Regions from separate parts of the Homo sapiens genome. Here regions 1, 2, 3, 4, 6 and 7 are each linked to region 5. Evidence: chromatin contacts called from ENCODE Hi-C or POLR2A ChIA-PET data. All regions are on one chromosome and are shown on one strand. Each heading gives the region's core, a stretch centred on a gene start or an enhancer-like site at or near the end of the contact. The rest is flanking DNA. Distances are from core to core; before and after follow the strand shown.

Region 1 (3,931 bases), core at 452-2,951, 1.6 Mb after region 5:
GTAAATGAGTTAAAATAGATTAAAAAAAAAACAAACTTATGACCAGGCCTGGTGCAGACTAAGTGCTCTATAAATAATAGCATTTTCTTGGCAGCATAGCGAGAGCTTGTCTTAAAAAAAAAAAAAAAAAAACTTAAGAAAAAACTAGCCAGGCGTGATGGTGCACAGCTGCAGTCCCAGCTCCTCAGGAGGCTGAGGCAGGAGGATCCTTTGAGCCCTGGAGTTTGAGGCTGCAGTGAGCTGTGATGGTGCCACTGCACTCCAGCCTGGGTGACAGAGTAAGATCTCTTAAAAATATATATAGCGTTTGTTTGTTTGTTTTTAGACAGTTTCACTCTTGTTGCCCAGGCTTGAGTGCAAGGGCACAATCTCAGCTCACCACAACCTCCGCCTCCTGGGTTCTATCAGTCCTCCTGCCTCAGCCTCCCAAGTAGCTGGGATTACAGGCATGTGCCGCCACACCCGGCTAATTTTGTATTTTTAGTAGAGACAGGGTTTCTCCATGTTGGTCAGGCTGAGTCTCGAACTCCCGACCTCAGGTGATCCACCCACCTCAGACTCCCAAAGTGCTGGGATTACAGGTGTGAGCCACCGCACCCAGCCAAAAAATAGCGTTTTAAAAAATTATGAGGTAGCTCAAGAGACAAGCTAATCATGTGATTTATCCAGAAAGGAAAGAACCCTCCTATCACATGATTCTCTGTTGATTAACGAAGAGGCCTCTGAAATATAAGTTTCCCACAGGGGGAAACTGGCTTAGAAAGATCAGAAAGATCCAGGAGGTCTGCTCTGTGCGGTGAAGCTTCTCTTCTTGGCACCTGCCTGGCATCGGAAGAGGGCCCCTTCTCCCTCCCTGGGCTTTTATGTGGACACTGTAATGCCTCAGTTTTCTTTCTTTCTTTTTGTTTTTGACACAGGATCTCACTCTATCACCCAAGCTGGAGTGCAGTGGCACCATCATAGCTCACTGCAGCCTCAAACTCCCCAGCTCGGGTGATTCTCCCCGCCTCAGCCTCCTGAGTAGTAGTAGCTGGGACTACAGATGTCTGCCACCAGCCTGGATTATTTATTTATTTATTTTGTAGAAACAAGAGTTTCGCCATGTTGCCCAGGCTGGTGTCAAACTCCTGAGCTCAAGCGATCCTCCTGCCTCGGCCTCCCAGAGTGCTGAGATCACAGGTGCGAGCCTCTGCACCCGACCTGTTTCCTCATCTGGAAAATGGCAGGGAAACGTTCTGCCAGCTGGGACGCAGGCTCTGCCAACTCTGGCATGCCAAAGCTCTGGGCACAGGGCGAGTCCCACCAGCGTGGGCGTCCAGAGCTATTTCTGACAAGACCCCTTTGCGCCTGCCCAGGGAAGAGCCAAGTGGCCCCAGGCAAGACCGCCCCGCCCGGCTGCCACACCTTCCCCTCAGAGCAGCCAGCCCCAACACAGAGGCCAAAGGGTTCGTCAGAGCCACATGGTGGAAACTCTAGCAGAGGGTTTTTGAAAGCAGGTTGCACTTCATTCTTACTGAGTGCACGTGTGTGTGTGTGTGTGTGTGTGTGTGTGTGTGTGTGTGTATGCAGCGCCCCTGGGTCTGTGTTTTTATTGCACTTTCCTGCTGGCTTCCAGCTGCACCGCCAGTTCCGGGGAGGGCCCTGGGCCAGCGGCTGTCCGCCCCCCCTCCTTCATAAAGTCCTGGCCTCGGGACAGCCTGCACAGCTGCCTAGCCTGTGGAGACGGGACAGCCCTGTCCCACTCACTCTTTCCCCTGCCGCTCCTGCCGGCAGCTCCAACCATGGGAGGCCGCGTCTTTCTCGGTAAGTACTTTGGGGCCCCGCTGGGAGGGGCGAGGAAGCTCCAGCGGGACCCCTTGGCTGCGTCTGAGAAACGGGAGGCGCCGCTGGTGTCTGTGGGGCCTGCGATAGAGGAAGCCACATGGTCAAGCAGGCACTCACGGGCACACGGCGAGAGGGGCTGGTGGTGCTTGGGCACCCCCACACCCCGGCAGGAACTCCAGGGTGCTCTTGGAGCCTGCTACCCTGCCTGGAGGGATCCTCAAGCTTTCTACTGGAGCCAGTCTGGCATCTGCTCCCTAAGAGGGGAAACTGAGGCACGGGGGAAGGAAAGGGGCAAAAAGTGAGTGCTGGGACCCTGAGAGCCGCTGTGCTTAATATAACGCATAGAAGGACATGGGCGGGGGTGGGGAAGCTAGAAGCCAGGACTTCTCCACTGCAAGGTACCCCCAATTTGTCCCTCGCAGTCTCAGCAGCAGGGGCAGCCCCCAGAGACCCCAGTTCTTGCTCCCCGCAGACCTGGCTGGGGCTCAGCTGCGGATCGAAGGGACTTTGCCTGGTTCTGGGTTTGAATTTGATTTTTGTTGTGACTTCCTGGGACTCCCTTTCCCGCCCCACCCAAGGTGACTGTAACGGTTATCAGGGTAGCTCGTTGCCTAAGCAACGGGGCAACAAAGAGAGTGAAGAAATGACATTTGGGGCAAAAACCAGAACTTCCTGGACCACAGGGACACAGCTTCCCTGGGCCAGCCCCAAGTGGCAGGTGTCAGCTCAGCACCCCGCCTTGGCTTGAGAGTGAGAGACAAGAGCCCACCTTGGGTTTCTTGGGGGCACACTTGTTGGGGGCAGTTGCCAAGACCTGGCTTCCCAAGGGTTCCACGCCCTGGCTGTCTGTGTCACCAGGGCCAAGTCAGAGAGCCTCTGCGCCTCACTTTTCTCATCTATAAAATGGAGCACAACCCGTCTCCGTCTTAGATTGTTTTAAGGGATGAGTGAGTTAGGACACAAACTATTCCTGGTTCACAGTAAGAATTAGGTAAACAGCATTTTAAAAGTGTTGGCTGGGCACAGTGGCTCACACCTGCAATCCCAGCACTTTGAGAGGCCGAGGCAGGTGGATCTCTTGAGCCCAGGGACTGGAGACTAGCCTGGGCAACACATCGAGACGTTGTCTCTACCAAAAACAAATTTTTTTTTTTTTTTTTGAGACAAAGTCTCGCTCTTGTCGCTCAGGCTGGAGTGCAATGGTGCAATCTCGGCTCACTGCAACCTCCGCCTCCTGGGTTCAAGCGATTCTCCTGCCTCGCCCCCATCCACCCCGAGTAGCTGGGATTATAGGTGCCTGCCACCATGCCCGGCTAGTTTTTTGTTTTAGTTTTTGTGTTTGTATTTTTAGTAGAGACGGGGTTTCACCATGATGGCCAGGCTGGTCTCAAACTCCTGACCTCAGGTGATTCACCCGCCTCCGCCTCCCAAAGTGCTGGGATTACAGGCATGAGCCACCGCGCCCAGCCAAAAAAAATTTTTTTTAATTAGTCGGGCTTGGTGGTGTGCGCCTGTAGTCCTAGTGGCTCAGGAGGCTGAGGTGGGAGGATCCCTTGAGCCCAGGAGGTTGAAGCTGCAGTGAGCTGTGTTTGCACCACTGCACTCCAGCCTGGGTGACAGAGCAAGATCCTATCTCAAAAAATAAATTAATAATAAGGCCGGGTGCAGTGGCTCACACCTGTAATCCCAGCACTTTGGTAGGCCCAGGCCAGCAGATCACCAGAGGTCAGGAGTTCGAGACCAGCCTGGCCAACATGGTGAAACTCTGTCTTTACTAAAAATACAAAAATTACCTGGGTGTGGTGGCGGGCGCCTGTAATCCCAGCTACTCGGGAGCCTGAGGTAGGAGAGTCTCTTGAACCTGGGAGGTGGAGGTTGCAGTGAGCTGAGATCACGCCACTGCACTCCAGCCTGGGTGACAGTGAGACCCTGTCTCAAAATAAATGAATAAATAATAAATTATGATGATTATTAAATTCTGGTAAGACACTAGTGGGTCTGGGGAATTGTCTCGGGGTCCTTAGGAGGAAGCCTAAAGAAGGGGTGACTGCCCCACCACCCCCCACCCCAGGATCTCAATGCAGGAAACTGACTACTTAGGGCTCAG
Region 2 (3,772 bases), core at 899-3,398, 1.8 Mb after region 5:
TCACCATATTGGCCAGGCTAGTCTTGAACTCCTAGTCTTGAAGACCTTGTGATCTGCCCTCCTTGGCCCCCTAACCCGGCTAAGTTTTTAAAAGTTTTTGTAGAGATAAGGGTCTTACTATGTTGCCCAGCCTGGCCTCAAACTCTTGGGCTCAAGTGATCCTCCTGCCCTGGCCTCCCAAAGTGCTGGGATTACAGGCATGAGCCAGCGTACCTGACCTGCACTCAGCTTTTGGCCTCTTTATAAAATACTGTAGGCCAGGCGCAGTGGCTCACGCCTGTAATCCCAGCACTTAGGGAGGCTTAGGCGGGCAGATCACGAGGTCAGGAGTTTGAGACGAGCCTGACCAACATGGTGAAACCCCATCTCTACTAAAAATACAAAAATTAGCTGGGCATGGTGGCATGCACCCGTAATCCCAGCTACTCAGGAGGCTGAGGCAGGAGAATCACTGGAACTCGGCATGCGGAGGTTGCAGTGAGCCGAGATTGTGCCACTGCGCTCCAGCCTGGGCAACACAGTGAGACTCTGTCTCAAAAAAAAAAATAAAAAAAATAAACTATACACCTGCCCCCTTCAACTGCCACTCCCTGTCCCCTTTCCTTTCTTTCTTCTTTCCATGTCGCACGTCACCTTTGAACATATTACATATAGCGATTTATTTCATTGTCACTCTTTCTTTGCCAAGATGTGAGTTCCATGCGAGCAGGGATTTTTGTCTCTCCTTCTATAGCTGAACCCCACAGTCCTTAACAGGGCCTGGCATGTGTCAGTGAACAAACGAGCCTCAGTTTCCTTACCTGCAAAAGAGGATGAATACATTGTAAAGGAGATGATTCGTGTTGAGGATGAGCCTCCGTGCCTGGCTGGTTGTGAGTGGGCGGGTGGTGTTAGCTGCCGCCGCGTGTATAAAGCCTGCCACGTAGATCCCAGTCTAGGCTCTTTGGCAAGCTGAGCTCATGGGGGTGGACTAACCTGTCTGCTGGACTCGGGCAGTCGGGGGTTGGCCCGGATGAGCTCCTCCTGCTCCTCCAGTCAGTTTGTATCTGCAGGGCTCAGCCTCTGGCCCCCTTCCAGCTTCCTGGTCCGACAGCGCCTTCCTGCCCTGAGTTGGAGAGAGACCCAGGTGTCGTCCCCAACTGCCACCCAGCTGTGGGTGCAGGGATGCAGTTCTGGACCATCCCCTGGGGGTCTGGGACCTGGGGAGTTGAGTGTTTGGCCTTTACACTGGAGCTCCTTGAGGGCTGGCCCCAGCGGCCAGGAGTGTCAGTTTTTTGGTTTGTTTGTTTTTTAGATGGAGTCTTGCTCTGTTGCACATGCAGCAGTATAGTGGCGTGATCTCAGCTCACTGCAACCTTCACCTCCTGGGTTCATGCGATTCTCCTGTCTCAGCCTCCCCCGTAGCTGGGACTACAGGCCCGTACCACTATGCCCAGCTAATTTTTGTAGAGACAGGGTTTCACCATGTTAGCCAGGCTGGTGTCGAACTCCTGACCTCAGATGATCTGCCCACCTTGGCCTCCCAGAGTACTGGGATTACAGGCATGAACTACCACACCCGGCCGCTCCTTTTACTTATGAGGACACTCCTTTCTCTTATTAAGTCCACCTTAAATTCAGGATAATGTCATCTTAAGATCCTTAATTATATCTGCAAAGACACTATTTTTTTTTCTTTTTTTGATATGGAGTCTTGCTTTGTCACCCAGGCTGGAGTGCAGTGGTGCGATCTCGGCTCACTGCAACCTCCACCTCCCAGGTTCATAACGATTCTCCTGCCTCAGGCTCCTGAGTAGCTGGGATTACAGGCACCCACCACCACACCCAGCTAATTTTTTTGTATTTTTAGTAGAGATAGGGTTTCATCATGTTGGCCAGGCTACTCTCGAACTCCTGACCTCAGGTGATCCACCCACCTCGGCCTCCCAGAGTACTGGGATTACAGGCGTGAGCCACTGCACCTGGCCAATTATTATATTTTGTGTAGAGAAGGAGTTTTGACATGTTGCACAGGCTGCAGGAATTCCCTAATTCCTAAGCAGTCCCTGTGTTAGATGGTCTTGCAGGCACACCCATTTACTAGTTGGAGAAGCAGACAGGCAAGGCAGGTCTGACACCGCCCCCTGTGGCAGTGCCTCTCAGTCAGCATTGAGGACGCGCCCCTGCTTTTCTAGGCCCATTGGCTGTCTTAGCTAGTGACAGGAAAACATGCAGGAGGCATTGCCACAGCTGTAAACCCTGCCTGGGCCCCGCTGTGGTATGAGTTGCTGATAGACCTTTTGCTCTGGTACAGCCTGGCTGTGTGAGGCTGTGGGGCAGAGGCCAGCGGGCTGGGTCCTCAGGCCAGGCAGAGAGGCTCAGTTCTTGGTGTCTGCTGGAGGATCGCATCCAGGGTGGTGGGTTTTTTGTTTTTTTGTTTTTGTTTTTCTTTTGTTTGGTTTTACCCTTATTTCTTTATTTCTTCCTTTCTTCCTCTTTTTCTTTCCTTTCTCTCTCTCTCTCTCCCCCTCCCTCCCTCCCTCTCTCTCTCCCTCCCTCCCTCTCTCTCTCTCTCTCTCTCTCTCTTTCTCTCTTTTTTTTTTTTTGAGATGGAGTCTCGCTCTGTCGCCCAGGCTGGAGTGCAGTCAGTGGTGCAGTCATAACTCAGCCTTGACCTCCTGGGCTCAAGCAGTCCATCTACCTTGGCCTCCCAAAGTGCTGAGATTACAGGCATGAGCCACCGCGCCTGGCCTTTTTCTTTTCTTTCTTTCTTTCTTTCTTTTTTCTTTTTTTTTTTTTTTGAGATAGCGTGTCTTCTGTCCCCCAGGCTGGAGTGCAGTGGTGCAATGATAGGTCACTGCAGCCTTGACCTCCCGGGCTCAAGCAATCCTCCCAGTCTGGCCTCCCAAACTGCTGGGATTATAGGCGTGAGCCACCGTGCCCGGCCTGCCTTTTCCTTTCTCTGTTGCACATAGCCCTGCTCTCTAGGATGGAGGCATTATTTTATTGTAGGAGCTTTGGGCCTGAGCAAGCTGGGTGGACACTCACATGGGCACTTCCAGGCTACTTACCTTGGGCGAGGGCTTCCTCGTTCCCAAGCCCCAGTTTTCCAAGCCACGTAACAGGCATCACAGTCTTTTTCTTTTCTTTTCTTTTCTTTTTTTTTGAGAGGAGTCTCGTTCTGTCGCCCAGGCTGGAGTGCAGTGGCGCAATCTCTGGCTCACTGCAAGCTCCGCCTCCCGGGTTCACGCCATTCTCCTGCCTCAGCCTCCCGAGTAGCTGGGACTACAGGCACCCGCCACCATGCCCGGCTAACTTTTTTTGTACTTTTAGTAGAGACGGGGTTTCACTGTGTTAGCCAGGATGGTCTTGATCTCCTGACCTCGTGATCCACCCGCCTCGGCCTCCCAAAGTGCTGGGATTACAGGTGTGAGCCACTGCGCCCGGCCCAGTCTTTTTCTTATAGGGCCTGGGTGAGGCCTGGGTGGCAGTCTCAGCATAGTCCTAGGTACAGGGTGAGCATCTGATAGATGTCACGTCTGAATGAAACGGGCGAGATCAGCGTCGCTCTGGGTGGGCCAGTGCTCCTCGGAGGCCCTGAGGGCACAACCGCAGGGATGGGTGTAGGCTGTGGGTACCACTGAGAATGGGGGGCAGGCCCAGGGCTGAGACCCAGGTTCTCCAACTTCCCACTGTGTTTGTCTTGTGCCATATTCATCCTCTATGAATGGCTGTGGCTGCTCGCCCAAGCCAGGAGCTCGTGCGTCCGATGACCATCTTCCAAGGCTGGATT
Region 3 (3,870 bases), core at 150-2,649, 1.7 Mb before region 5:
GGGTTGACGCTGCAGAGAGCTGTGATCACGCCACTGCAGTCCAGCCTGAGTGACAGCTGGAAATAATGATAAATAAATAATAAATAATTATTTAAAAAATTATAATAAAAATAATTAAAAAATTATTTTCCCTGATTAATCTTTTTTTTTGTCCTTCTGAGAGTTCAATTTGTCCCTTTTCTGCCTGGTCTCCTAGGTTTCCCTAAAATCCTGCTGAGAGGTTAGCACTGCCTGCCAAAGTCAGTTTGCAAAATCCCAGAGAAATCCAGCTTATTCCTGGGGGAACCGCCAAGACTGCCCAGCCCTGTGTGGGGTTCAGGCAAGTTTCTCACATGTGCCTTTTTGGCAAGAGGCCTCTGGCAACCCCATGAGTCCCCAAAGAGACTCAATTCTAAAAGTTGGTCTCCACCAGCTCTCTGTGGCTTAGGGGTTCAAGTTCAACTGTGAAAGCCCTGTTTTGTTTTGATTTTGCTTTGAGGGAGAGGAAACCGCCCTTCTGTTTGTTCAACTCCTTCTCCTAAGGGGAGAAATCAATATTTACGTCCAGACTCCAGGTATCCGTACAATTGATTTTTCAGATGTTTATACTCAGCCAAAGGCGGGATCCCACAAAACAAAAAATATTTTTTTGGCTGTACTTTTGTGAAGATTTTATTTAAATTCCTGATTGATCAGTGTCTATTAGGTGATTTGGAATAACAATGTAAAAACAATATACAACGAAAGGAAGCTAAAAATCTATACACAATTCCTAGAAAGGAAAAGGCAAATATAGAAAGTGGCGGAAGTTCCCAACATTTTTAGTGTTTTCCTTTTGAGGCAGAGAGGACAATGGCATTAGGCTATTGGAGGATCTTGAAAGGCTGTTGTTATCCTTCTGTGGACAACAACAGCAAAATGTTAACAGTTAAACATCGAGAAATTTCAGGAGGATCTTTCAGAAGATGCGTTTCCAATTTTGAGGGGGCGTCAGCTCTTCACCGGAGACCCAAATACAACAAATCAAGTCGCCTGCCCTGGCGACACTTTCGAAGGACTGGAGTGGGAATCAGAGCTTCACGGGTTAAAAAGCCGATGTCACATCGGCCGTTCGAAACTCCTCCTCTTGCAGTGAGGTGAAGACATTTGAAAATCACCCCACTGCAAACTCCTCCCCCTGCTAGAAACCTCACATTGAAATGCTGTAAATGACGTGGGCCCCGAGTGCAATCGCGGGAAGCCAGGGTTTCCAGCTAGGACACAGCAGGTCGTGATCCGGGTCGGGACACTGCCTGGCAGAGGCTGCGAGCATGGGGCCCTGGGGCTGGAAATTGCGCTGGACCGTCGCCTTGCTCCTCGCCGCGGCGGGGACTGCAGGTAAGGCTTGCTCCAGGCGCCAGAATAGGTTGAGAGGGAGCCCCCGGGGGGCCCTTGGGAATTTATTTTTTTGGGTACAAATAATCACTCCATCCCTGGGAGACTTGTGGGGTAATGGCACGGGGTCCTTCCCAAACGGCTGGAGGGGGCGCTGGAGGGGGGCGCTGAGGGGAGCGCGAGGGTCGGGAGGAGTCTGAGGGATTTAAGGGAAACGGGGCACCGCTGTCCCCCAAGTCTCCACAGGGTGAGGGACCGCATCTTCTTTGAGACGGAGTCTAGCTCTGTCGCCCAGGATGGAGTGCAGTGGCACGATCTCAGCTCACTGCAACCTCCGCCTCCCGGGTTTAAGCGAGTCTCCTCTCTCAGCCTCCCGAATAGCTGGGATTACAGGCGCCCAACCACCACGCCCGCCTAATTTTTGTATTTTTAGTAGAGACGGGTTTTCACCATTTTGGCCAGGCTGGTCTCGAACCCCGACCTCAGGTGATCTGCCCAAAAGTGCTGGGATTACAGGCGTCAGCCACCGCGCCCGGCCGGGACCCTCTCTTCTAACTCGGAGCTGGGTGTGGGGACCTCCAGTCCTAAAACAAGGGATCACTCCCACCCCCGCCTTAAGTCCTTCTGGGGGCGAGGGCGACTGGAGACCCGGATGTCCAGCCTGGAGGTCACCGCGGGCTCAGGGGTCCCGATCCGCTTTGCGCGACCCCAGGGCGCCACTGCCATCCTGAGTTGGGTGCAGTCCCGGGATTCCGCCGCGTGCTCCGGGACGGGGGCCACCCCCTCCCGCCCCTGCCCCCGCCCCTTTGGCCCGCCCCCCGAATTCCATTGGGTGTAGTCCAACAGGCCACCCTCGAGCCACTCCCCTTGTCCAATGTGAGGCGGTGGAGGCGGAGGCGGGCGTCGGGAGGACGGGGCTTGTGTACGAGCGGGGCGGGGCTGGCGCGGAAGTCTGAGCCTCACCTTGTCCGGGGCGAGGCGGATGCAGGGGAGGCCTGGCGTTCCTCCGCGGTTCCTGTCACAAAGGCGACGACAAGTCCCGGGTCCCCGGAGCCGCCTCCGCGACATACACGAGTCGCCCTCCGTTATCCTGGGCCCTCCTGGCGAAGTCCCCGGTTTCCGCTGTGCTCTGTGGCGACACCTCCGTCCCCACCTTGTCCTGGGGGGCGCCCTCGCCCCACCAGCCCCGATCAAGTTCACAGAGGGGCCCCCGGCCACCCTCAAGGCCTCGGTTCCTTACGAGGTTGAAACGTTGCCTCAGAATCTCCCCGCCCCTCCTTGGTCTGCAGCCGAGATCTTCAGCCACGGTGGGGCAGCTATCCCCCGGGACCGACCCCCTGGGGTGGCCTCGCTTCTTCAGAGGCTGTGAATGGCTTCGGTTCAGCTGTCCAAGCGGCGATTTTTCCTCTGGGTGAAATGGATTAGATTTTAGATTTCCACAAGAGGCTGGTTAGTGCATGATCCTGAGTTAGAGCTTTTTAGGTGGCTTTAAATTAGTTGCAGAGAGACAGCCTCGCCCTAGACAACAGCTACATGGCCCTTTCCCTCCTGAGAACCAGCCTAGCCTAGAAAAGGATTGGGATTGCCTGATGAACACAAGGATTGCAGGAAACTTTTTTTTTAATTGGCAAGGGGGTTGGCTTTGACTGGATGGAGAGCTTTGAACTGCCTTGAAATTCACGCTGTAACTAACACACCAGTTTCCTCTGGGAGGCCAGAGAGGGAGGGAGGGTGTAATGAAATACGGATGATTGTTCTTTTATTTTTATTTACTTATTTATTTTTTAACTTTTTGTAGAGATGAGGTCTCGCTTGGTTGCTCAGGCTGGTCTTGAACTCCTGGCCTCAAGCGATCCTCCTACCTCAGCCTCCCAAAGTGTTGGGATTACAGGAGTGAGCCACCGCGCCCCACCGGGGATGATGATGATTGCAAACATTCTGCCACTCAGTTTTACAAAAGAAAGAGAGGCACTGGATTAATGTGTATCTCACTCACCAATCAACCTCTTCCTTAAGAGAAAATGTTAAGGAAGTCTTAGGCAAGGCCTTGTTTGTTCATCACTTTAGTTTCTCTCTCCCGGGATGGCTGAGAATGTGATGTTTCCTCTGTTGTCAAGGAGACTACACCCCTGATGTTTTCCTCCAGACTTCTGAGAGCTGGTGTGTGTTTCTAGCACTTTCTAGCTGCACCACCTCACGCTGTAGCTGGCTTCAAGGCATATCCAGGGGGGAGTTTCTTGTCCATTTCCTTTACAAAGGGAAGTTGTTGGAATCTGAACCGCAAGCCTTCACTTAGACCAAAATCAGGCAACAGCGGTGAGCGCAGCTCCAAACGTGTCAATGACTCACCCAAATTTGAGTAAGGGAGTTGGCTGCTTTAACGAGCCGCAGGGTGATTCCCTTGTCATTTCCGGAAATACCTATCTTCCAGGGAACACTGGGAAAAAACAGGGAGACCTTTGTTGAGACAGAAAACCTGTAGGGGAATTCTGTTCCTCATTCCTGCTCTTATCTGTA
Region 4 (3,578 bases), core at 863-3,362, 1.6 Mb after region 5:
ACCTGAAGGGGGCGAGAGAAAGCCATGTGGGGATCTGGAGGAGGAGGTGGTGCTGCAAGTGAGAGTGAGCTGCCGTGCAAAGCCCCTAAGGTAGGAGCATGCCCAAAACGGCGAGGAAGCTGGCCTGGCTGAAGGGAATGAGCAAAGGGGAGAGAAGGAGGAGGTGAGGGCAGATAAGTGCTGAGCAGATCCTGCAGGGCCCTGTGGGCCACAAGAAGGAATTTGGCTTTTGCACTGAGTGAGGTGGGAGCCCTGGAGGGTCCTTGAGCAGAGGAGGGACGTGCCCTGACAGAAAAGCATGGAGCGGGCGAGCAAGGGCAGGAGCCAGGAGACCAGGGCAGAGGAGTCTGCACTGGGCCAAGGGGGAGTTGATGGGGCCGGACCAGGTAGGGGCTGTGGAGGAGGTGAAAAGTGAGTAGATGCTGGATAGATTTTGAAAATAGAGCTCTCGGGATTTGCTGATACAATAGAGAGAGAGAGAAAGGGACAGGGGCAGAGATAGAGGCCAGGCATGGTGGCTCATGCCTGTAATCCCAGTACTTTGTGGGGCAGAGGCAGGAGGGTCACTGAAGCCTAGGAGTTCAAGACCAGCCTGGGCAACAAAGTGAGACCGGGGAAGGAGAAGGAAGGAAGGAAGGAAGGGAGGGAGGGAGGGAGGGAGGGAGGGAGGGAGGGAGGGAGGGGAGGAAGGAGAAAGAAAGGGAGGAGAGATAGAGATAGAGGAAAGAAAGAAAGAAGGAAGGAGAAGAAAGAGGGAAGGAAGGAAGGAAGGAAGGAAGAAATGGAGGGAGGGAGGGAAGGAAGGAAGGAGAAAGAAAGGGAGGAGAGACAGAGATAGATGAAAGAAAGAAGGAAGGAGAAGAAAGAAAGAGAGGGAAGGAAGGAAGGAAGGAAGGAAGGAGAGACAGAGAACGAAGAAAGAGAAGAAAGAAGGAAACAGAAAGAGAGAACAAAATAAAACAGAGACAGAGACATGGAGGACTCCAAGTATTTTGCCCCAAGAATCTGGGCCAAAAGAAAGGAAACAAGGTGGCCGGGCGCGGTGGCTCCCGCCTGTAATCCCAGCACTTTGGGAGGCCGAGGCGGGCGGATCACGAGGTCAGGAGATTGAGACCATCCTGGCTAACACGGTGAAACCCCGTCTCTACTAAAAATACAAAAAATTAGCCGGGCGTGGTGGGGGGCGCCTGTAGCCCCAGCTACTCGGGAGGCTGAGGCAGGAGAATGGCGTGAACCTGGGAGGCAGAGCTTGCAGTGAGCCGAGATCGCGCCACTGCACTCCAGCCTGGGTGACAGAGCAAGACTCCGTCTCAAAAAAAAAAGAAAAAAGAAAAAAAAGGAAGGAACAAGGCTCAGAGAGGTCCAAGGAGTTGCCCTGGCGGTCCGGGGCCACAGTGGCCTTCATCCCCAGCTGAGATGTGTCCCCAGTCTAAGGCCACTCAGAGCCAGGCACCTTCTCCGGCTGCCTCCCAATCCCCGCCCCCCGCTTCCGTCCCAGCACCCTCACCCCGCCCCCGGGCCCCTTTGTCCTCCTCTTCGTCTTATTTCCAGAATTTCTCCTCCCTAGGGAATCCAGTCCATGTGCTTTTGATTCCTTTGTCCTGAACTCATGCGGCATGAGCACCCCTGAAGCCTTATGTGGAAAAATTTGGAGGCTGGGGGTGGGGAGGGGGTCACATTCCTCCCGGGGGTACAGAGCTACGTCGGCATCTCCAGGGCCCCCCAGCAGCAAGCAGGCATCCTCCCAGGCCAGGCCAGACCGGACGCTGCCCAACACAGGCTTTCTTTGGGGCTTGGCCGGCGCCCGACTACAGCCCCGGCTCCAGCTGCCCTGCCTGTCCCCCGCCCCCACGCCTCCCGTCCCAACCTCCCACACGTTTCCTCCTAGAAGCCCAGACCCGTGGGACTTGGCCTCCCCCGCGCCTTCCCTCTCTACTCAGCTCTGCAGCTCCTGTAGGCCTCCTCCCCGGGTGATCACAGAAGGACCAGCTCACCTTAGCGGGACAGGCAGGGCATGGGCGTGGCCAGAGCCTCGGGCAGGCATCCCAGGCTCCCTGGTGTCTCTCTCATCCGCTGGCCTCTGTGCCCTCTTCTCTTCCCCACCCCCGCTCGTGGCCCCTCCTGCCTCTCCATCGCAAAGTCCCCAGAGGAGTCTCCTTAATCACTTGCTTTTGACTGAATCCTGACCACCTGGACCCTGATCTAGCTACTGAGGAGATAAAGTAACCAACACTTAAAAGCTAACCTTCAGGCATTCTGGGAGGCTGAGACTGACGGATCACTTGAGGTCAGGAGTTCAAGACCAGCCTGGCCAACAAGATGAAACCTCGTCTCTACTAAAAATACAAAAAAATTAGCTGGCGTAGTGGCGGATGCCTGTAATCCCAGCTACTGCGGAGGCTGAGGCAGGAGAATCGCTTGAACTTGGGAGGTGGAGATTGCAGTGAGCTGAGATCGTGCCACTGCACTCCAGCCTGGGCAACAAAGCAAGACTCCGTCTCAAAAAATAAAAATTAGCTGGGTGTGGGGCCGGGCTTGGTGGCTCAAGCCTGTAATCCCAGCACTTTGGGAGGCCGAGGCAGGCGGATCACCTGAGGTCAGAAGTTCAAGACCAGCCTGGCCAACATGGTGAAACCCCGTCTCTACTAAAAATACAAAAAAAAATTAGCCAGGCGTGGTGGCGCATGCCTGTAATTCCAGCTACTCGGGAGGCTGAGGCAGGAGAATCAGTTGAACCTGGGAGGCAGACGTTGCAGTGAGCCGAGATCATGCCACTGCACTCCAGCCTGGGTGACAGAGCGACACCCTGTCTTAAAAGAAAAAAAATAGCTGGCTGTGGTGGCATGTGACTGTAGTCCCAGCCACAAGGGAGGCTGAGGTGGGAGGATTGCTTGAGCCCGGGAGTTCAAGGCTGCAGTAAGCTATGACTGCACTGCTGCACTCCACCCTGGCTGAGACCTTGACTCAGCAACAATGAAAAAGTGACAGGGCCAGGACTTGACCCCTGACCATTTTGTTCTACAGCCTTTCATGGGAAAGACAGATGAGTTTTCGACCTTCCAGAGCCTTTGATCCAGAGGAGAGAGGCAGGAAATAGCAAATGGATAAGAATATGCCATTCGGTGACTAGGGCAATGGAGATTGCAAAAGATGGTGGCTGGGAAATGGGGCTTGTGTCGGGGGTCCCTGAGACCACCCTCAGGGTCAATAATTTGCTGAGATTGATAGATCCCAGAAAAGTGGTGTTACTCCCAGTTATGGTTTATTACAGTGAAAGTTACAGATGAAAATCAGCAAAGAGGCCAGGCTTGGTGGCTCATGCCTGTAACCCCAGCACTTTGGGAGGCCCAGACAGGCAGATCATTTGAGGTCATGAGTTCAAGACCAGCCTGACCAACATGGTGAAACCCCATCTCTACTAAAAATACAAAAATTAGCCAGGTGTGGCAGGGGGCTCCTGTAATCCCAGCTACTTGGGAGGCTGAGACAGGAGGATCACCTGGACCTGGGAGGCAGAGGTTGTAGCGAGCCGAGATCCTGCCATTGCACTCCAGTCTAAGCAACAAGAGCAAAACTCC
Region 5 (3,967 bases), core at 1,454-3,953:
AGCCTGGGCGGGAGACACAGGCCTGGCAGTGTGCCTGCCAGACTCACAGGCCTCCGGAATCTCCCTTGAGCCTGGGGAGGGGGAGGGGAGCCATTCAAGCAAGGGGAAGAAGGGAGGGGGCATTTAGGGGTCACAGGGACCCTCCAAGGACGGGACGCCCCCAGCTTCTGCTGGGACCTTCCTCCAGCAAGGCCACTGCACTGCTGGACTTCCCCCTGCCCCCACATAGCTCAGTTTCTTTTTCGCCTCTTTCGTTTTCCTTCTCTTTCCCACACTTGGTGAGATCTAGGCTGCCCCGGAATGGCTGTTTAACCCCTATCCCTTAGCCTCTTTCTACCCTAAAGAAGAGAGAGGCTCTCTTCATCCTCCAGAAGACAGAGGCCTGGGAAGCTGAGAGAGAGAGAGAGAGACAAAGAGAGAGAGAGAGAGACAGAGACAGAGACAGAGACACTAGGCTTCTCACCTCTTGGTCTAGTGGGTTCACACACTAACTGCTCGGAAGTCCCACCTTAAGTCTAACTGGAAGCCTGACCGTCTGCACCTCGCCGCAGCCCTTCCCGGGAAGGGGCTCTGGGTTCCCTCATATTCTCCCCTTAGATTTTCAGGTCTTCTCTGACTCGGGGAGGGAAGCTCTCAGATGACAGAGCTACTCTAGGGAAGGAGGGGGGCTCCCTCTAGGTATTCTGGATGATAGTAGGATGGGACCTGCAGACTAAAACGAGAGTGGGGCCCCTGACTCACATGAGTGAGTGGGGGGTGTTGGGGACGGAGCTCCAGATCTCCTGGCAGAAGGGAAGGGCACCCCACCCGAGGGAGGAGGCAGCCGCCGTTCCAGCCCGCCCAGGCGCCGGGGGCGCCTCGAGGCATCGGCCCGCCCTCTCCGCGCCCCGTCGGGCCGGGGGCGAAGTCCGACCCAGGCCCGCGGGCAGGCGGGGACCTGCCGGGCTGGGTTGGGCCAGGCCGGGCCTGGCAGGACGCAGCCCCAAAGCGGCGGGGTGGGGCGGGGCCGGGCCAGGCGGCCGTGGGGGCCCCGGGGGCGGCGGTCGGGGCTGGTCGGGACTAGCAGTCTGGGGGCCCAGGCGCGCCCTGGGACCTGGCAGATAGTCGGGTTCCCCGCTTCTGGCTCGGGGCCCCAGGACAGCGCTGGTCCCACCTCTTCCTGTGCCCTAATATGGGCGGCGGGGAGAGACTTCGGGGGCCGGCCCGCGCTCAGTCCTGCCCGCGGACTCCCGCCTGTTGCCATGGCGACCAGGCCCCGCTCCTCGGCTGCGTCCCCCGCCGTCGGGCCAATGGAACACTCCCCAAGCCGCCTGCCTCCGCGGTCCCCTGCAGGCACCGCGGGCGGAACCATTGCTTGAGGGGAGAGGATGGTGGCTGGAGGCTGCCGCGGCTGGGCGGGCTCCAAGCACCCGGGCCTCCGCGGGGGCTCGCACGCCCAGGTTCCTCTTCCGAGGCGCAGGATGCGGCGGGACCCAGGGCGGGGCGCACGGTCCCGTAGGATCCGAGTGACGGAGACAGGGCCGGGCTCCTTCCCCCGGGGCTGTTGCCACACTTCCTGCCTCTGCGCTCTTTCCCCAGCCTGTTTCTAAGGAAGGGAGTGGGGTTGGGCGACCGCGCCCCAGCCGTCGGGCTGGGTCCAGGCTCTAGGAGCCGACACGGTGTTGGGCAAAGCCCAGGGTCAATAGGGGAGGGTTTTAGGATGGGGGACAGAGAATACAGATGACTAAGAGGTTACCATCGAGGGGGAGCAGCAGTCGTGGAAGATCCAGCAGTCCTGGTGCGCGGGACCCTCAAGGCCCCCTCCTCACATGTCAACTGAGTACCCTCTTATTGTCTTCTCTGCTCCGAAGATGTGTCCGGCCCCTTCTAACTCTCTCCTTCATCCGGGCTAGCAGATGACCCCAGTGGTCCCCAATTTCTGGCAGACATGTCTCCATCTTCTACCTGGCATATTTTACCTGCCTCAGTGTACCCCAGGCCGCTTACTAGCTTTCTGCATATCTAGACTTCCCCTAATGCCTCCTTCCCGCTTACGGGAGAGCCTCAGACTCTGGACTCAGCTCCCATGAGCTCCTGGACCCCTACTCATTTCTTGCAATTTAATGGGTCATGCAGCTCCACCCACTCACCCCTTTTGATCTCTCCCCTCCTCCGTCCTGTGAAAATTCCAGTCCCGCATCCTTCTGAGCCCGGGACCCCCAGTCAATTCCTGGGTCAGGTGTCTCCTTAACCCTCCCGATTTACAGTGCTTAACCCTCATTTCTGCTTTTTGGGGTCTCCCAATGGATTGTCAGTCCTCCTACCCCTCTCGTATTCTGGGTACCTCAGGGGTTTCTTCGCACATACTGGGACCCTCACCCCACTTGCTGCGTACCAGGTCCTGGTATTTGTCCCAGTGGACTCCAGGGAAATCATCCTCCTCCCTGAAACCCCTCACTCATGTGCCTGGGCCCCCCAGCACCTCCTTCCATGCGTACCCCGAGGTCCTTTGAGCCCCTCCCCCTGCAGCCCCGCCGAGCCACCCGGCCCGTGGCCGCTGTTTACAAGGACACGCGCTTCCTGACAGTGACGCGAGCCGCCTCCTCCCCTTCCCCACGCTCGAGGAGGGGGGCGCGGGGGCCCGGCTCCGGCGACGGCCAATCGGAGCGCACTTCCGTGGCTGACTAGCGCGGTATAAAGGCGTGTGGCTCAGGCTGAGCGGCTGGGACCTTGAGAGCGGCCAGGCCAGCCTCGGAGCCAGCAGGGAGCTGGGAGCTGGGGGAAACGACGCCAGGAAAGCTATCGCGCCAGAGAGGGCGACGGGGGCTCGGGAAGCCTGACAGGGCTTTTGCGCACAGCTGCCGGCTGGCTGCTACCCGCCCGCGCCAGCCCCCGAGAACGCGCGACCAGGCACCCAGTCCGGTCACCGCAGCGGAGAGCTCGCCGCTCGCTGCAGCGAGGCCCGGAGCGGCCCCGCAGGGACCCTCCCCAGACCGCCTGGGCCGCCCGGATGTGCACTAAAATGGAACAGCCCTTCTACCACGACGACTCATACACAGCTACGGGATACGGCCGGGCCCCTGGTGGCCTCTCTCTACACGACTACAAACTCCTGAAACCGAGCCTGGCGGTCAACCTGGCCGACCCCTACCGGAGTCTCAAAGCGCCTGGGGCTCGCGGACCCGGCCCAGAGGGCGGCGGTGGCGGCAGCTACTTTTCTGGTCAGGGCTCGGACACCGGCGCGTCTCTCAAGCTCGCCTCTTCGGAGCTGGAACGCCTGATTGTCCCCAACAGCAACGGCGTGATCACGACGACGCCTACACCCCCGGGACAGTACTTTTACCCCCGCGGGGGTGGCAGCGGTGGAGGTGCAGGGGGCGCAGGGGGCGGCGTCACCGAGGAGCAGGAGGGCTTCGCCGACGGCTTTGTCAAAGCCCTGGACGATCTGCACAAGATGAACCACGTGACACCCCCCAACGTGTCCCTGGGCGCTACCGGGGGGCCCCCGGCTGGGCCCGGGGGCGTCTACGCCGGCCCGGAGCCACCTCCCGTTTACACCAACCTCAGCAGCTACTCCCCAGCCTCTGCGTCCTCGGGAGGCGCCGGGGCTGCCGTCGGGACCGGGAGCTCGTACCCGACGACCACCATCAGCTACCTCCCACACGCGCCGCCCTTCGCCGGTGGCCACCCGGCGCAGCTGGGCTTGGGCCGCGGCGCCTCCACCTTCAAGGAGGAACCGCAGACCGTGCCGGAGGCGCGCAGCCGGGACGCCACGCCGCCGGTGTCCCCCATCAACATGGAAGACCAAGAGCGCATCAAAGTGGAGCGCAAGCGGCTGCGGAACCGGCTGGCGGCCACCAAGTGCCGGAAGCGGAAGCTGGAGCGCATCGCGCGCCTGGAGGACAAGGTGAAGACGCTCAAGGCCGAGAACGCGGGGCTGTCGAGTACCGCCGGCCTCCTCCGGGAGCAGGTGGCCCAGCTCAAACAG
Region 6 (4,092 bases), core at 580-3,079, 1.3 Mb after region 5:
TTGCCTGGGGGCAAAGGCACGGGGGACGGGGAGTCTGGCCCGGTGGCAACAGAAGCTGGGAAGGAAAAAAACACCTGTCTTTGGCTTTGTCTTCGGGCTGAGTTCCTCTCCACCTAGCACTCTTCCCCACCCAGAGGGATCCTTACCTGTTCCCCCTTCCTTGTTCATGGCTGCCATGGAGAACACCTGGCGGGTGCCGCTGCCCGGGGCTGGCCCCCGCCCTTCATCCTGGCCCTGGTGCGGTCCGCAGGGGGTCCACTCCTTGACCCTCTCCTTGGCACTCTGAGGTCCCCGCTCGCCGTTAAGCTGGTGGTGCTGGGCACCTGCAGGACGGTCACTCTCGGGCACTTCAGAGCCCTCTGACACATCATCTTCTTCATCTTCATCTTCATCATCATCTTCTTCCTCTTCTTTCTCAAGTACTCGCTCTTCTCCACCTCTCTGGAGCCGAGGAGAGAAGCATGCAAAATTAGTAGCTGTTCTAATCCCAGACCCTGACTGTGGCGTCCGGGCGGTGGGGAGGAGGAACCGATTCCACCTTTAAGAACAATACGGACTAACTTTTACGCATTCACTCCGTGCCAGGCTCTGTGTTAACTAAAGCCCTCGACAACCAAATCTTACTAAACTCGCTCAACAACCCCAAGGGGTCGCTACTGTTATTAAACCGCGTTTACAGCGGAGGAAACTGAGGCTCCGGGAGATTCAATCACTTGCCAAGGTCACCACGCACCGAGCCCGCAGGAAACGCGCGCAAAGCCCCAGCCACCCGCCACCCAGTTCCTCCCGGGACTCGCGCCCCCGCCACCAACTTCGCCCGCACCTGCCCACCGCGCGGCGCCCCCGCTCCCCGGCGCGCTCACCTTGCTGCGAGACGGGCGGGCGCTGGCGGCCGGCGGCGCCCGTCCGGGCCTGTCCCCGCGGGGCAGCGCAAGCGCTCCGAGACGGGTGCGCTCCAGACGGCCTCGAGCCGCCGCCTCCTCCTCCAGCAGCCCCTGCACGCGGCCGCGGGTTAGGCGACCGCCGGCGCCGCCGCTGCCCCCGAGGTAGCGCACGACTTCCCGCAGGCTCACGGGCCGCGCCGCGCCGCCGGCCCGCACCGCGCCCCCCTCCGGCGGCGGCTGTGGCTGCGGCGGCGGCGGCTGCTGCTGCTGTGGCGGCGCCGGCGGGGCCGGCGGGGTGGCTCCGCGCCGGGGCGGCTGGACGCGCGCCGCGTTGCGGTACGAGATGCTCCCCTTGTAGCTGACCCGGAGCACGGCGCGCTGCTGGATCAGTTTCTCGAGCTCGGCGCGCGTGCGCTCCGGCTCCGGGCCGTGCCGCCGCCGCACCATCCGGCAGATGCGCTCCAGGTCCGGCCGCGCCTTGCGCGAGCGCAGCGAGTCGATGGTGTCCAGGATCCACTCTTGGTAGTGCGGGGAAGCGGCGGACGACGAGGCGGCGGCCGCCGTGGTGGCGGCCGCCGCCGTCTCCGGCGGGGGTAGGGCCGGGGGCCCCGCCATGCCTCCCGCCCGGCCCGGCTGCACCGTGCGCGCTGCCTCCCTCCCAGCGCGGCGCCCCCCTCCCCGGCTCCCCTCCCTCCGCCGCTGCCCGCCTCCTCCGCCTCCCCCCCCGGGGGGCGCAGCGCCTCGGCGGAGCGGCGGCGGCGCTGCTGTTTCTTTGCAAAAAAAAAAAAAAAAAAAAGAGAGAGAGAGGGAGAGAGAGAGAGAGGAAAAAACAGTGAGAGAGAAAGAAAAGAGAGAAAAAAATATGCACACACTCACTCACTCGCACGCACGCACACACAGACCCGCTTCTGCTGGGCGCGCGCGGGGCCGGGGATGCGAGGGGGAGGAGGGGAGCGCGGCGCGGCCGGCCCCTCCCCGCCGCCGCCGCCGCCGCACGCGCGCCCTGCGCCCGGGACACTCCGGCCCCCCTTCCTTCCCTCCCTCCCTCCTCCCCGCCGCCCGCCTTCCTCCCTCCCACCCCCACGCGCCCGCTTTTAAGGTGGAGCCCGGGCCCCCCGCCCGCCCCCTTTACCCTGCGCTCTCGCTCACTCCGGCTCGCTCCGGCCCCCCCTTACAACTCCCGCGCGCTTTTTAAGGAGGCGCCGCGGAGTTGGCCCGGGGCGGGGGCGGGGGAAAGCGGCGGGCGGGGGAGGGGGAGGGGAGTGCCGGGGGGAGTGGAGAGGGGGCGGGCAGGGCGGGCGGGCGGCGCTCGGCCGCCCTCCAGCCATTGGGCGCGGGACCCAGACGTCCCCGGCGCCCAGCCCCCCTCTCCACGCCTCTCCAGCGCGCTCCGCTCTCGGGACCGCACTTACCGGGAACTCGCCGCCCGCGGGCCGGGGCTGCCGCGCTCGCAGGGTGCTGCGGGGACCCTCCTGCTGCCGCCGCCCCCGCGTCCCTCAGGCGCGCCTGGCCCGGCGCTGAGGATGCGGGAAGGGGGGCGCGCACCCTCTCCCCCTTCTACTCCCCCTGCCAGGGCCGCCCCCGCCGCCGCTCGGCCTCCTGGCGCGCCAGCCCCAGCGCCTCCCTAGAGCGCCCTCTCGGTCCCGGGCTGGACGCCGAGGGGGCGCGCCGCAGATTTGGGGACCCCGAATCTGGGGTCAAAGGGCAGTTTGACGCTCGTTTCTCCTGCGGGGCCGAAGGAGTGCCGGAATTTCAGCTAAACCCTGGTTACAAGGACTTCAAGCCAGGACCTGATCGGCCTGCACGCTGGGGTCCGAAATTCCCTTTCCAACCCCCTGGGGGTGTGTGGGTGGGTGATCGAAGTCGAGAACACCAGCGACACTTTTTTTTTAAACAAAACTTTATTGGTAATAGTTTTCAAATATGTTTACAACAGCACACTGTTCAAGAGGAAGTCTCGTCCTTCGCAGCACACAGGTTGAATCGCCCCCGCACCCACCCGGGGCCCCACCCCAGGCCTGAGAACTCCTCCTGGGATGGGGAGAAGTTATGAGAGGGGGAAATACGGGGATGAATGGGGTGGCTCCCCAGCGGCTCCCCACTTTTCTATTACGAGAGAAAAAAGCACAAATGAGAAAGTGGGGGAGAGGTGATGGACAGCTGACAGCTAAGCTGGAGGAGGGGCGCCCAGGATGGGGGAGGCGGAAGCTGGTGGGTGAGTAAAACAGGCAGCCCCTCCCCAGCAGCTCTAGCCTTGAACCCCGGGCCGTGGCTTGGGGGGACTTGGCCTCTTCTGTTCCCTTTTGCAGGGATGCCCTCCCCACTCAGCTGAGGGAAGGCTGGACGTTAAAATCTAGCGGAGAATAAAATTAAGGAGTTGGGGGGAAACGCTGCTGGGAGGAAAGACTTGGGCTTGGGGCTCCCCCTCTGTCTTTTTGGGGGATGACTCCTCTTTGGCAGGGAGAGGGGCAGCTGCTTTGTCTGGCTTTCAAAGCCCAAGGGTGAAGACAGGTCTGTTGGGGAAAAAGAGAGCGGAGGCTTCCTAAAGGGGCCTAGACCCTCGCAGGATTGGCAGAGAGGATTCCCCGGGGAGGGGCCCAGGGGAGATTAGCAGCGGGGAGGTTCAAACCCCAGCGCCTCCCTTTCCAAAGTCAGTCTGCTTCTCTTTAAAATGGATTTGAGGAATGGGGGGACATGGGAGGGGTGGGAGTAGAGGAAGGAGGGAGGGAGGCACTGGTGGAACTTAAATAAGATTTTAAATTGTTGTTTTTTTAAAAAAATTCTAGCAAGCAACCCACTGAACATGTCACTAAAAATCTCTCCTTCCCAGGCAGGATTACTCCGAAAGGAAGGTTGGCGCTTCGTTCATTTGCCCTTAGCAAGTGGGGCCTGTGGTTGGGTGGGATGGGGGTGTGGGTGGGGGCTGGAGTTAAGCGTGAGCCCCTCTTTCCATACCCTGTCCCTGGATACACCAGCAAGACCTGGTCTGACTGGAGTTGAGAAACTCGTTTAAAACAGGCAGAAGTGGGCTGGGAGGGCTGAGGGGCTGGGGGGCTGTGGGGAAAGAGGAAGGGAAAAGTGGGAGAGGGGGCAGGAGGGTGAAGGGGATGAGGGGGAGCAGCTGGTGTTTCTGTCCCTCTGATTATCTGGGCTTCCTGCTCCCCCTAACCCTGGAGGGTGGGGTGGGGGTGAAATTAGATGCAAGGAA
Region 7 (3,663 bases), core at 1,112-3,611, 1.7 Mb after region 5:
CTCGGGTGTTTTGGGGAGGGGGAGGCCTTCTCCAGGAACTTTTCGCCGCATGCCAGGCCTGATAACATCTTTGAATACGACGGGTATCGTCCTGCCGTCCAGAGTGGGGACGTTCACTGTGCAGCCACACAGAGCCTTGAAAAGCAAAAGGACAGCATTAGATGGAAGCTGGCTCAAGAGGCTCAGCTCTTGCCCAGAGGCCGTCTGCCATAGATAAGACCCATCAGGCCTCTGCAGCTAAGACCTGGCCCCCAAATCTACACGTCCCCACCACGAAAGCTCCACAACAGCGCCCTGGTCAGTCCTGTTCACTGTTGTGCCCCAAGCCTGGCACGCACCACACACCCCAACACATTGGTTCAGCAAATACTAAACTGCTTCAAAAAGCAGCCATCGCCCTCTACAGACACCGCCCCACCTGGCACCTTACCTCCCGGAGGCTGATCCTGGCAGGATAAATGACATCAGAGCCATCTCTCTTAAAGATATTGTGGGGCTTGTCCTTTAAAACAAAGACGATATCAGCTGGAATGTTGTTGGAGGTCTGGTCTCCTTCCTTGGGGAAAGTGATTTTGGTTCCTTCTTTCCACCCCTTCTTCACTTCGATGGTCAATATTTTGTCTTCGTTTCGAATGCTCTTTCCGTCGGGGTTTAGCCGCTTGTGGGAGATTTTCATCTTCTTGGTACAGCCGCTGTAGATCTCTTCAAGGGAGACTCGAAGGTCGTGGGTGACTGGGGGATCTTGCTTCTTTCGGGCGGGCTCTTGGGCAGAGCGGGAGCGGCCAAAGTTCACGTTGGTGAAGCCACCCATGCCCATAGGGAAGCCAGAGAATGGGTCATCAATGTCCATGCCTTCCTCCCCGTTCCGCTGCCCAAAAAAGGTGTCAAAGGGATTTCTGCCACCGAAGAACTCAGCAAACATGGCATGAGGGTCTCCATGGAATGTGTAGCTGAAAGAGGTACCATTGGCACCACCGCCGCTACCGCCACTGGGGCCACTCCCCTTTAGGCCTGAAAAGCAGATTTAGAAGCAGTCAGATGGCTGAACAGCAGACTCTCTCTCGAGCTTCCCTTACAGGGGGAAACAGCTTGGAAGCCATGGGGGAGGAACTTTTTTGTCTGTCAGGGGAGAGCAAGGAAGAACCCCAAGTTTCTACCTCTCACTGCCAACAGCAGAGACGCCCCCCTACCAACAGTATTTCCGCGTAGCCTGACAGTGGAAAAGGACTCATGCGGTTAGGTGTTCACCTCCAGGTGCCACCTAGGCCCTGCCACTCCTGGACTGACCCATCCTCCTGGCAACATCACCAAGAGATGGCTAAAGACACATGGTCCAGGGTCGGCTTTCGGTAAGTGTTTACTCTCAACGTTTTAGGGCTAATGGTGCGTAGGAAGAGAAGAAAAAAAAAAACAAAAATAAATAGGGAGTTTTTAAATCCTCACACATTAGCATTCACTGCCACCATCCTTGCACAAAAAGTCAGCTCCAGATCAAGCCCAGAAGCCAGCCTGAATCATCAACGGGCACAGGAACAAAAAGCCCTGCTCTCCTTACCCTCCGAGGCGGCCCCGCTCTCCGGACCTGGGCGGCCGCTGCCTCCTGCGTGCCCTGCCGGGGCCAGGTCATCACTTCCCGGGAATTATCCCAACCCAGCCCCCAAGCCCACGAACGGGGTCGGCTCCTGCATTCACAACCCCTCGCCCCGCAGCTGAGCCGGAGGCGCCGCCCCGCGGACCCCGGCGGCCGAGCCCAGGTGAGCCCGGGTCCGCAGCGGGCTCCGCCGCGCCGTCCCCGTCGTCACCCCCGGCTCCCCCACCCCCATGCACCGCACCCCGGGGCTGCTCGGGGCCGCGGGAGGAGGCGCCCGGGGAGGGGCAGCCCCAGACATGCTAGAAGCTTCTGGCCGAGCGGCTGGGCCAAGGCTCCTCCTCCCACCGCGCGGCCGCCAATCCGAGGGCGGAGGCCCGCGAGGCCGGAGGGCGGGGCAGCTCGGCCCCACGGCCCGGGGCGTCCTTCCCGGGGGGCCGCCGAGAGGGGCCAGCGTGCCTCAGTTTCCCTGTCTGTCAAAAGGCGGGGCCGCGCCCCTGGCCGCGAGCACACACCTTCCTCCCCGTAGCGGTCGAAGATCTCGCGCTTGCGCGGGTCGCTGAGCACGTCGTAGGCCTCAGCGATCTCCTTGAACTTCTCCTCGGCGCCGGGCTCCTTGTTCTTGTCCGGGTGGTAGCGCAGCGCCTGGCGGCGGTAGGCCCGCTTGATCTCCTCGTCCGACGCGCCGCGGGCCAGGCCCAACGTCTGGTAGTAGTCTTTACCCATGACCCCCTCCTGCGGCCCGCCGACCCGCTGTCGCCGTCCCCCGGCTCCGCCGCCGACCAGTCCCGGACTCTATATACCCGTCCGGCGGAAGCTTCCAGAGCCCGCCAGCCCCCTCCAGAACCTTCCGCCCCGCCCGCCCCCGCGGCGCCGGCCAATCGCCGCCGCCCTTTCAGCGACACGCGACATCCGGGGCGGGGCCTCGCCGTCAACGGCCGCCCGCGCGGGGCCACGCCCCCTCCCGCTCCGCCCTCGGCAACACCTCCCCGCGGCGCGCGCGCACAGGTCGGAGGAGGCCCCGCCCACCTTTCGGGACGAGCCAATCGCGACCTTCTTTCCCTCTCTACGCGGCCCCAGCTACCCTGCGTCCCGCCCTCCGCCTGGGTCAGTAGGTCGGGACCCACAGCGAACTTGCTGTTCCAGGAAGGGGTGGGGCCTGGGACTACCCAGTCCTTTCCCCGGGAGGCGATGAACCTGCTCGCCCTTGTCTCGTGGGGCCTGCGGTGGGCTCCCGCCCGGTGACGCCGGACGAACTACCTAACCTGTGTCTGCCTAACCCAGGGGCCCCCTTCTATCTACAACATGGCAATAAGAGAACCTATCAGGCCGGGCGCGGAGCCTCATGCCTGTAATCCCATCACTTCCTGAGGCCAAGACAGGAGGATCTCTTGAGCCTAGGAGTTGGAGACCAGCCTAGGCAACATAAGGAGACTCCGTTTCTATTTAAGATTAACAAACAGGCCGGGCGCGGTGGCTCACGCCTGTAATCCCAGCATTTTGGGAGGCCGAGGCGGGCGGATCACTTGAGGTCAGGAGTTCGAGACCAGCCTGGCCAACATGGTGAAACCCCATCTCTGCTAAAAATATAAAAATTACCCGGGCGTTGGTGGCACGAACCTGTAATCCCAGCTACTCAGGAGATTGAGGCCTGAGAATAGCTTGAATCGGGGAGGCGGAGGTTGCAGTGAGCCGAGATCCGGCCGTTGCACTCCAGCCTCGGCAACAGAGCGAGACTCCGTCTCATAAATAAATAAAATAAGTAAAATAAAGTAAAATGAACAAAAAACCCACCAGCGCTATTCTCCCAACCGTGGGGAGAAGGATTTTGGGACGGAAGACTGCCTCTGTTCTCACCTCCTAAAGCAAGGTGAGGATCTGGACGGAAGCGCATCTCCCAAGGTCCTCCCAGTCCCGCCTTCTTCCCTTTACTGCCCTCTCAAGATCACTTGCCGCTAAATTTGAAATTTATCTTGTCTCTTGGCTTTCAATGTGTCTTCCCTCCCAGTCTGACATCGCCACCTGGGCAGGGGCCAGGTCCTGTCTGCACTGGGTCCCCAGTGCCTGGAACGCAG

The links. A loop is a pair of places that touch in the nucleus more often than their neighbours do. ChIA-PET counts read pairs that join two places held with the same protein, here RNA polymerase II (POLR2A). Pooled maps may share reads with other maps.
Region 1: a map of CD8-positive, alpha-beta T cell shows a loop between it and region 5 (12-fold over the local background). The contact joins the promoter of ADGRE5 here to the promoter of JUNB in region 5. A Hi-C loop is called at or near these places in 1 of 168 maps with a recorded cell type or tissue (CD8-positive, alpha-beta T cell) and 8 of 50 pooled maps. POLR2A ChIA-PET finds 5 or more read pairs at or near these places in 5 of 52 experiments (H1, T-cell, activated B cell and 2 more).
Region 2: a loop to region 5 is called in a pooled map of gastrocnemius medialis, with 3 times the contacts of the local background. The contact joins the enhancer-like site here to the promoter of JUNB in region 5. A Hi-C loop is called at or near these places in 1 of 50 pooled maps. POLR2A ChIA-PET finds 5 or more read pairs at or near these places in 2 of 52 experiments (T-cell and activated B cell).
Region 3: a loop to region 5 is called in a map of GM12878, with 8 times the contacts of the local background. The contact joins the promoter of LDLR-AS1 here to the promoter of JUNB in region 5. A Hi-C loop is called at or near these places in 2 of 168 maps with a recorded cell type or tissue (GM12878 and naive thymus-derived CD4-positive, alpha-beta T cell), 3 of 37 single-sample maps with no recorded cell type and 18 of 50 pooled maps.
Region 4: a map of naive thymus-derived CD4-positive, alpha-beta T cell shows a loop between it and region 5 (13-fold over the local background). The contact joins the promoter of LINC01841 here to the promoter of JUNB in region 5. A Hi-C loop is called at or near these places in 2 of 168 maps with a recorded cell type or tissue (both naive thymus-derived CD4-positive, alpha-beta T cell), 1 of 37 single-sample maps with no recorded cell type and 8 of 50 pooled maps. POLR2A ChIA-PET finds 5 or more read pairs at or near these places in 5 of 52 experiments (H1, T-cell, activated B cell and 1 more).
Region 6: a loop to region 5 is called in a pooled map, with 5 times the contacts of the local background. The contact joins the promoter of SAMD1 here to the promoter of JUNB in region 5. A Hi-C loop is called at or near these places in 1 of 37 single-sample maps with no recorded cell type and 9 of 50 pooled maps. POLR2A ChIA-PET finds 5 or more read pairs at or near these places in 1 of 52 experiments (CD4-positive, alpha-beta T cell).
Region 7: a map of naive thymus-derived CD4-positive, alpha-beta T cell shows a loop between it and region 5 (38-fold over the local background). The contact joins the promoter of DNAJB1 here to the promoter of JUNB in region 5. A Hi-C loop is called at or near these places in 1 of 168 maps with a recorded cell type or tissue (naive thymus-derived CD4-positive, alpha-beta T cell) and 11 of 50 pooled maps. POLR2A ChIA-PET finds 5 or more read pairs at or near these places in 2 of 52 experiments (CD4-positive, alpha-beta T cell and activated CD4-positive, alpha-beta T cell).

What each region holds. Positions count from the first base shown.
Region 1 is chr19:14,379,743-14,383,673 of GRCh38, forward strand. It overlaps ADGRE5 (adhesion G protein-coupled receptor E5), which reads left to right and starts at 1,702. Exons shown (of 20, transcript NM_078481.4): 1 at 1,702-1,803. The coding sequence starts at 1,782. RefSeq lists a silencer at 3,051-3,190.
Region 2 is chr19:14,549,408-14,553,179 of GRCh38, forward strand. The region is part of intron 1 of TECR (trans-2,3-enoyl-CoA reductase); the gene reads left to right. It also overlaps a transcript of DNAJB1 not described here. Among named protein-coding and RNA genes, the nearest start is that of NDUFB7, 21 kb to the right of the region's middle. RefSeq lists an enhancer at 2,274-2,773. Within about 2 kb of position 2,149, at least 23 of the 41 ENCODE cell types and tissues checked have a DNase peak (open chromatin) inside an H3K27ac peak, as active enhancers do.
Region 3 is chr19:11,088,260-11,092,129 of GRCh38, forward strand. LDLR-AS1 (LDLR antisense RNA 1) reads right to left here and starts at 1,400. Exons shown (of 1, transcript NR_163945.1): 1 at 809-1,400. LDLR (low density lipoprotein receptor) reads left to right here and starts at 1,204. Exons shown (of 18, transcript NM_000527.5): 1 at 1,204-1,356. The coding sequence starts at 1,290. RefSeq lists enhancers at 1,458-2,053, 2,054-2,647, 2,365-2,544, 3,241-3,870, 3,863-3,870 and a silencer at 2,035-2,294.
Region 4 is chr19:14,361,878-14,365,455 of GRCh38, forward strand. It overlaps LINC01841 (long intergenic non-protein coding RNA 1841), which reads right to left and starts at 2,113. Exons shown (of 4, transcript NR_134908.1): 1 at 1,995-2,113.
Region 5 is chr19:12,788,783-12,792,749 of GRCh38, forward strand. JUNB (JunB proto-oncogene, AP-1 transcription factor subunit) reads left to right here and starts at 2,704. Exons shown (of 1, transcript NM_002229.3): 1 at 2,704-3,967. The coding sequence starts at 2,990. It also overlaps a transcript of HOOK2 not described here. RefSeq lists enhancers at 1-362, 1,267-1,766, 2,067-2,678, silencers at 813-1,582, 2,443-3,022, 3,393-3,502 and cis regulatory regions at 1,049-1,569, 2,409-2,963.
Region 6 is chr19:14,088,922-14,093,013 of GRCh38, forward strand. It overlaps SAMD1 (sterile alpha motif domain containing 1), which reads right to left and starts at 1,830. Exons shown (of 5, transcript NM_138352.3): 1 at 864-1,830; 2 at 147-441; 3 at 1-55. The coding sequence starts at 1,499. PRKACA (protein kinase cAMP-activated catalytic subunit alpha) reads right to left here. Exons shown (of 10, transcript NM_002730.4): 10 at 2,767-4,092. RefSeq lists an enhancer at 1-191 and silencers at 836-885, 1,186-1,445, 1,776-1,995, 2,136-2,185, 2,236-2,565.
Region 7 is chr19:14,516,036-14,519,698 of GRCh38, forward strand. DNAJB1 (DnaJ heat shock protein family (Hsp40) member B1) reads right to left here and starts at 2,362. Exons shown (of 3, transcript NM_006145.3): 1 at 2,104-2,362; 2 at 431-1,011; 3 at 1-135. The coding sequence starts at 2,314. RefSeq lists silencers at 1,644-2,213, 2,424-2,743 and an enhancer at 3,656-3,663.